Linked DNA regions of Homo sapiens: region 1 is linked to region 2. Evidence: read pairs that join two places in POLR2A ChIA-PET (ENCODE). Cell type or tissue: GM12878. All regions are shown on one strand. Each heading gives the region's core, and the rest is flanking DNA. Links, peaks and the distances in the headings are about the cores only. Region 1 overlaps EIF5B (eukaryotic translation initiation factor 5B). Region 2 overlaps REV1 (REV1 DNA directed polymerase).

Evidence for each region. Peaks named below come from ENCODE experiments on the same cell type or tissue, not always from the same donor. Only the 100,000 strongest peaks of a DNase experiment are listed, where the experiment ranks them.
Region 1: POLR2A ChIA-PET joins it to region 2 with 6 read pairs; 3 of 35 experiments call an interaction of 5 or more read pairs at or near these places.

Annotation. Positions count from the first base shown.
Region 1 is chr2:99,360,750-99,365,149 of GRCh38, forward strand. EIF5B (eukaryotic translation initiation factor 5B) reads left to right here. Exons shown (of 24, transcript NM_015904.4): 4 at 399-1,071; 5 at 2,896-3,113; 6 at 3,522-3,672. Among named protein-coding and RNA genes, the nearest start is that of EIF5B, 26 kb to the left of the region's middle. In GM12878, for the core only: no CTCF peak of the experiment used is centred there; no DNase peak of the experiment used is centred there.
Region 2 is chr2:99,440,578-99,444,945 of GRCh38, forward strand. REV1 (REV1 DNA directed polymerase) reads right to left here. Exons shown (of 23, transcript NM_016316.4): 5 at 1,740-1,892. Among named protein-coding and RNA genes, the nearest start is that of REV1, 47 kb to the right of the region's middle. In GM12878, for the core only: no CTCF peak of the experiment used is centred there; a DNase peak (open chromatin) is centred at 2,451.

The DNA.
Region 1 (4,400 bases), core at 307-4,306, 80 kb before region 2:
ATTTGGAGTTGTGATGTAATCACTCGTTCCATCTTCAGTTTTCTCTGTTGTTTCTTTTTCATCCTTCGAATTTGGATAAGCCTCAGAGTAATGGGAAAATCATAGATATTTTTTCTTCTTTCAACTTGTCCCTTAGGCTTTGTAAAGTTAGTAAATGGGTGGTGACTAGTGCCTGTTTCAAGAGCCCCTGGATTCTGCAATTTACAATGATGCGAGATGTGTCTGAGGCCAAGGCCAACCTCTCTTGCTTGTTTGAATTTTATATTCCTGTGAAAAAGACTTTGAAAAAGATTTTGAAATCATTTTGAGATTTTTAAAAAATGTTTACTTAATGAAGCACATGACTCTGGTCTCAATTATAATTCTGTTAATTTTTTCTAACAATGGAAATTTTTTAGCCAACAGAAAACAATGAAGAGGAATTCACCTCAAAAGATAAAAAAAAGAAAGGACAGAAGGGCAAAAAACAGAGTTTTGATGATAATGATAGCGAAGAATTGGAAGATAAAGATTCAAAATCAAAAAAGACTGCAAAACCGAAAGTGGAAATGTACTCTGGGAGTGATGATGATGATGATTTTAACAAACTTCCTAAAAAAGCTAAAGGGAAAGCTCAAAAATCAAATAAGAAGTGGGATGGGTCAGAGGAGGATGAGGATAACAGTAAAAAAATTAAAGAGCGTTCAAGAATAAATTCTTCTGGTGAAAGTGGTGATGAATCAGATGAATTTTTGCAATCTAGAAAAGGACAGAAAAAAAATCAGAAAAACAAGCCAGGTCCTAACATAGAAAGTGGGAATGAAGATGATGACGCCTCCTTCAAAATTAAGACAGTGGCCCAAAAGAAGGCAGAAAAGAAGGAGCGCGAGAGAAAAAAGCGAGATGAAGAAAAAGCGAAACTGCGGAAGCTGAAAGAAAAAGAAGAGTTAGAAACAGGTAAAAAGGATCAGAGTAAACAAAAGGAATCTCAAAGGAAATTTGAAGAAGAAACTGTAAAATCCAAAGTGACTGTTGATACTGGAGTAATTCCTGCCTCTGAAGAGAAAGCAGAGACTCCCACAGCTGCAGAAGGTTGGTTAATACTTTAGAGGAAAGAGCAAAAGGCTTTTGATTCACAGTATAAGTTGTAATCATTGTGCCCCAAGGTCGTTTTGTTATTTGTCCATGGGTATAAAGACACTTGATTGTAAGGAGCCATCTAAAAAATTACGTCTAAGTATTTGACTTGATTTGCATTGTTAATTCTTTACATATATAGTATAAATATCTTTCAGATTATTTATGTACAGACTGGAATTTTTATAGAATTGCATTATGAAAACTATTTTTTTTGCTGTTGATAAAGGCTATAGAAGTTACTTAATGAAAAATTTATTCTTCCTTTCTGATAACTCAGTGTCAGATAATATTTGAATTCTTTCCTGTCTTTAAAAACCTAGTTCAATTTATGAAATTCACAAAGAAATGTTTTCATGAAGTTGCTAATATTTTCTGCTTCACTTAAAACTCAACATGCTAAAATTAGTGTCTTTTAAGCAATAATGAGCCATTTTTTTAACAACCAATTATAAAATAAAAGTTCTAGCTAATTTCTTCCTCTTATTTAGAATGAAAATAGCTAAAGATCAGATGGTTTGCATGGCCATACTATATTCTTAAAACAGTAGTTTTTGGGCTGGGCGCGGTGGTTCACGCCTATAATCCCAGCACTTTGGGAGGCTGAGGCAGATCACGAGGTCAGGAGATATAGACCATCCTGGCTAACATGGTGAAACCCCATCTCTACTAAAAATACAATAATTAGCCGGGCATGGTGGCGGGCGCCTGTAGTCCCAGCTACTCGGGAGGCTGAGGCAGGAGAATGGCGTGAACCCAGGAGGCGGAGCTTGCAGTGAGCGGAGATCGCACCACTGCACTCCAGCCTGGGCAACAGACTGAGACTCTGTCTCAAAAAACCAACAAAAGCAGTAGTTTTTCTTTTGACTGGAAAACTTTTAATGGGAAAATTGACACAACTTTTTTTTTTGAGACGGAATTTCACTCTTGTTGCCTAGGCTGGAGTGCAATGACACGATCTCAGCTCACTGCAACCTCCTCTTTACAGGTTCGAGTGATTCTCCTGTCTCAGCCTCCCAAGTAGCTGGGATTACAGGAGCCCGCCACCATGCCCGGCTAATTTTTGTATTTTTAGTAGAGATGGGGTTTCGTCATGTTCGCCAGGCTGGTCTCGAACTCCTGACCTCAGGTGATCCATGCACCTCAGCCTCCCAAAGTGTTGGGATTACAGGTGTGAGCCACCGTGCCCAGCAACTTTTTTAAATGCTAGCATATTTATTATCTGGATATATTCGAGGAGGAACACCATGAAAGTACCTTCATAGCTTTTAATTCTTTAGAGTTCTTGGAGTATAACTACCTATATTTTTGTATTTTATCCTACTAATACCCCCTAAAGTGGACATCATTCTCATTAACTCCATCTTGTAGAAGTGAAATTAGCTACAGAACTTACGTGGGTGTTAGTTCATTCTGATTGTTAGAACTTCATATAAGCATCTGTTGGACACCAGCCACTCAGGTACCATGGATTTAGAGATACATTAGGTACAGGATTGCCCTTTTGCTGCTGACAGTATCCTTCTGTCTTACTGTATTCCTCAGGACATCTGAGACCAACATCAGTATTGCAGACTTCTCAGGAGGCCATCTGTGAGTTATTCTGAGCTATTCTAGTTACCAAAGTGCTCAGGATGCCTTGATGCCTGTAGAACTTAGCCTGCTGCTGGCATCGGCCTTGGCCCATTATGGTCCTTGAATTGTGGTTGGGTTTTGCTCGTCATCACCACAGGGAATTGTTTTTTCATTTCAATGCTTTGCCTTTATTCTTTTTGGTAGATGACAATGAAGGAGACAAAAAGAAGAAAGATAAGAAGAAAAAGAAAGGAGAAAAGGAAGAAAAAGAGAAAGAGAAGAAAAAAGGACCTAGCAAAGCCACTGTTAAAGCTATGCAAGAAGCTCTGGCTAAGCTTAAAGAGGAAGAAGAAAGACAGAAGAGAGAAGAGGAAGAACGTATAAAACGGCTTGAAGAATTAGAAGCCAAGCGTAAAGAAGAGGTATGTTTTCATGAAGTTGGTAACATTGATATTGTGTTTAACTTAAAATCTATTCTCTGTAAAATATCTTTACTCTTCTAATTCTGAAAATTTCATAGTTGCATGGTAATTCAGTTATATTATTGTTCCGATACAAATAATAAGATGAAGAGGTACAGCACATCTTATCTTTATTTTCTCAAGAACAGATTGCTCGATACATAAGTTGCTTATGTATCATTGCCAATAATCTGATGTGATATTAATTAATAATCATGTATAACATTTAAAATACTTTGATTTGGAATCTCCTAACATAATACTTTGCATGTGTCTCAAGAGATTTATTTGAAGTTTGGATTGTTTACATTTGAATTTTATAGTTCATTAAATGAATACAGGTTTTGTCTGACATGTACTCTTTTATAGGAACGATTGGAACAAGAAAAAAGAGAAAGGAAAAAGCAAAAAGAAAAAGAAAGAAAAGAACGCTTGAAAAAAGAAGGGAAACTTTTAACTAAATCCCAGAGAGAAGCCAGAGCCAGAGCCGAAGCTACTCTTAAACTGCTACAAGCTCAGGGTGAGTGGTACTCTTCATTAACTGAATGGTCAGAGAGCTCTGCACATGCAGTTATATCCCTTAATGTTCAGAAGGAGAATGGAATTTGCATCAGGACAGTTCCTATGAAAAATCTGTGAAAAAGTTCAGTAAAACGTAAGGAATAGGTGATGTCATTTCATTGTTTAGGAAGATGACATCTACATGAGGATAAAAATTTATATGTAAATGATAGTATGTCTAAATAAGTTATCCTCCCACAAACAAGAATAGTGATAATAATAGAATGAGTCCCTGTGTACCTATCAGCCAGCTTCAACAATTAGGACCATTTGACATTCTTGTTTTGTACCTCTCCATCTACTTTTTATCCTAGCATGTTTTAAAGTGAATCCCAAAAAATAAAAAAGAAATACAGTGATTCCCAGACAGCATATTAGTTTGCCCACATGACCACGGTGAAAAAGTATTCATGACCATTTTTTTTTAACCCTTTCCTTACTTTCTGATGCAACAAGATATCCCAGGTTCATCTTGCATGGGCTGAGACCTGGAATCGGTTGTTTATCCAAAGAGCTTTTGTTCCTTTTAGAGGGTAATAGTGTTTAGAGATCACAACTGGGCATATAATTTATTACTTTTTTGAAAGGTAAGGTGATTTAAAATAGTGTCTTTGCTCCAATGAGAAGAATATATTGGGACCTCTCTTAAATTTCCTGCTCCTATATTCCCTAGATTTTTATATTACA
Region 2 (4,368 bases), core at 1-4,000:
TGATGGGGAAAAAGACAAAGTAGATATGATTAAAAGAAGAAAAAAAGAAAACCTAATTTGTCACATGCAGAGAAAGTTCAGCCTCTTGAGATAAACAGAATGCAAGGGAGCAAGAAGTCACAGATGAGCATTTCAAAGAAATGTACAAAATGTACTGAATATACCCCCCAAAAAAACCCCAGAAAACAACAAAAGTGATGTACGTCAGAAAGTCTTACATCTAGTTTTGTGTCAAAAACATTCAGACCCTTTACATGCATTATAGCAACACATGCAACAGAAAGCCATATATTGGCAGGAAAATACATTGTTAACATACATTCTTGCTGTACTATAGTTTCTCAGCCTAGACAAATGGACATTTGCAAAGTAGCTGTACTGGAAATATCACGGGTAGAGATACATTTTTTAGGCAATGGCATAAATGTATTAAGAAGTAAAATCTAAAAGGTAATTTCTTCCTAAAGTGTCACAAAGAAGATTTTGAAAAAACATATCTATTTTCTACTTTTATTAATGTGGGTAAGAAAAGAAAGCTAAAGCTACGTATTCTGTGAAAAGGTTTTCTGGTATTATTTGCTATATACCTTGATAGCACATTAAAAAAAATTAAAAGCTACAGGTAACATGAAAAATATTTGAATATGCTTGTGAGTACAAGTTAAATTAACAAATGACAACAAAAATTACAGAAGGCAGTGATACTGGATCCTCTCAGATTAATTAGACTCCTGGTGTTTTCGAAAAAAAATATATCCAACTCCCAAAGCAAGCAATTTAATAAATAAAGAGAAGGCTAACCATAATGAACCACCTGATATACAAGGTAAGGCAACCCACCAATTAATTGTGAAACAATTTATCCAGGGTTGCAATTAAAAGCTTAAATTAAAAAAAAAAAGCAGCCACATGGAATAGTCTAGATTCACTTTCAATTCTATAACCAAGGGTCACCAACTAAACTTCCATTTATATATTTACATATTTAGAATGTTATGAATTTTGAATTTTTCAAAAATAACCCAGAAATATTAACATTTTCATTGTCTTTCTATGCATGGAACACAACAAAAATATAGCTGGTGCAGTTAGTTCCATTTTTGAGAAAGCAATACAGCAAATTACTTGTGAGGAAATAATTACTTTCATAAAAATCCATGAAAAAACTTATTAACAATTAAGATCCACTAGTTTAAGGTGAGAAACCAGTATGACTGTAAAAACTTACTTACATTTATGAAATTATCATTATAAAAATAATTCATTTTTAGATAAGACACTCATACACACATATTTCAACATGTTTATTATAAGTGAATGGCCAGGGTTTGTATCTGCTTCTGTCTGACTGTAACAGAGCAGGGGCCATGCTCACTGCTAAAAACCAGCTTTGTGGCCAGGCGTGGTGGCTCATGCCTGTAACCCCAGCACTTTGGGAGGCCAAGGAAGGTAGATCACAAGGCCAGGAGTTCGAGACCAGCCTGGCCAAGATGGTGAAACCCCGTCTCTACTAAAAATACAAAAATTAGCCAGGCGTGGTGGCACACGCCTGTAAGCCTAGCTACTCGGGAGGCTGAGGCAGGAGAATCACTTGAACCTGGGAGGCAGAGGTTGCAATGAGCCGAGATCATACCATTGCACTCCAGCCTCGGCAACAAGAGCAAAACTCCATCTCAAAAAAAAAAAAAAAAAAAAAAAACCAACCAGCTTTGCAGTAATCCCCAACTAGACAAACTTACACCCTGTTGTTGAGCTGTTTGGCTATATTGCTTGGACCTGGCAGAGGATCCTCAGGTCTGCATACAGGATTAAAGCTGAGACCTTTCTGCACACTGGACTGCTTGGTGTACAGCTGATATGGAATGTAGGAGAGGAGTCGTCCAGCTTTGATGCTGAAACAAAAAGCAACACCAATTTAGAGTTCCATACTTGGTGACAATGAGCTTCATGAAAAATATTCAATGTCCTTAAAGATACAGTATTTCACCAACAACAGGTCATCTGTTTTCCTAGTTTATTCCTTCTTGCTCGGTTTTAGTGGTCCTAATACAATATGATCTTAGAGTGGGGAAAAACTGCAAGCACAGAGCTGAACTAGTCAATATTTTAAACCTCATGACTTTAGTATTTACCACCCTGTCAACAGTTAACAGAGAATCATCAAGACTTCATCAAAATCTCATCTATTAAGGTTTTCCAAGATAAATAAACTGAATAAGGATGCTCAATTTCCAAATTCATGTCAGAAACTGTAAAATAAAAATATAGGACAAAATAAAGAATCTCAACTTCAAGAGTAATAATTTATACTATTTTTATGTATACAAGAATGGTTAAGAGCCAAGGCCATTTGAAGATATGAACTCTACAAGGGCCAAAACTACCATGTACATCCTCACAGCATATCACACAACACCACTCAAATCCAGGGGAACACCAGTGTTCTAACGCTAGGTGGTACTAGCACTGTAACTGAAGTTCCCAAATGTCTGCTTCCTTTTGTACTTCAGAACTAAAACTAATTTGATTGCAGTATCTAAAACTGACATTTTCTTGCTAATAAACTGAGTTATATATGGCTACTCTACCTTTAAAATTATCATTTCACTTCAAATTTAAAAATAACCAATCAATATACTTATGCTATCATCCAAATTTCAAAACAAGCTACTTTAATATTAGAAAATATTTCAAAACAACCTCTGGATTTTAAACCTAAAATATATACCAAGGAATCATCCCTCAGTTATTTAGAAAAAGACTGATAAATAACATGATAAAAATATGTTTCTTATTGTCTCATAAATCCAAGACTTGACATTTTCATTTTCTTAAATGGTGTCACACAAAACTTTTTAAAAAATAATCATTTAAGAAATGACTGAATTGGCTTACAGAATACTAATTAAAAATAACTGAGTCAACAACTTGGAATACAGGAAAACATACTAACAGATTCTAAAAACGGAACTATATATGATACAGAGTATGTCCTTTATATAATTATGTCAATATATATTTAACAATTCTACCTAAAGTACCTTAACCTATATCAAATGCTATAACTATTAAATTATGATGGTAAAGAACATACTATACTAGTCGCAAGACATGTAACCAAATGGATTTATGACCAGGCTAAATGTTTTACCAAAATTCAGGTTACATTCAAAATACATTCAAAATTTCAGGTTACATTCAAATATTAGAATCGAAACCCTAAAATTCGACTATTTTTTACTTTATTCTTCCTCAAACCAACTTTTCTTCCTTTTTTTTTTTTGAGACGGAGTCTCGCTCTGTCGCCCAGGCTGGAGTGCAGTGGCGCGATCTCGGCTTCACGCCATTCTCCTGCCTCAGCTTCCCGAGTAGCTGGGACTACAGGCGCCTGCCACCACGCCCGGCTAATTTTTTGTATTTTTTTAGTAGAGACGGGGTTTCACCGTGTTAGCCAGGATGGTCTCGATCTCCTGACCTCGTGATCCACCCGCCTCTGCCTCCCAAAGTGCTGGGATTACAGGTGTGAGCCACCGCGCCCAGCCCTTTTCTTCCTTTAATAGTTGGTCTCAATTGCCTAACTATAAATCTTTGTTCTGTGGTATTATGTATATCAAACTCACTTGCTTCCCCCACCAAAAGAAGTACAGCTACTTAATACCTGAAATAAAATCCTAACCTTAGCTTTCCATCCTTTATCATAGATAGCTATAACTAAGAGACAAGTAGAGAGTGAAACTACACCCACTGTGCCAGCTGCACATCTCAGGTAAAACCAAAAGTGCAAGGAACAAAACGCCCTATGATCATTCTCGCTTTTCCTGCCCTACTGACAGCATGCTGGAGTGATGCAGACTCTACAGGTACTCTCTATGGTCAGCACTGATCATATACAAGGGTGTCAGGCCTTATCCAGCTCCTAACAAGAGCCATGTGGCCACCCACAGAATTCTTAGGCTTACATAAGTCAGTCCATGGAGACTGCTACAAAATTAGACAGCCAATTTAAATACTGCAAGTCTCAAATCAGATATCCTCAGAGATACTCAATAAAAAGAATTAAAGCCCAATGCACTACAGTAATGTTAGTGAAGTAATGTCAGTTATAATTTGAAGCCTAAACCACTATCTATCAGTTGTATACTCCTAACTACCCCTGCTTGCCCATTTATCTATCTATAGATATATAGACAGAAACATTATCTGAAAGCATATTTGTATAAGACCTTTTTAAAAATCTCTCTGGGATTAATTTCTCACATTTACTATTTCCCCTCTTGTTCTAAGCGCAAAGGAACTGTACTGACATTTTCTACTATTCTTTCAAAACCAAAAGGAGAGGATAATAAAAAAATCCATCTTTATCCAAAA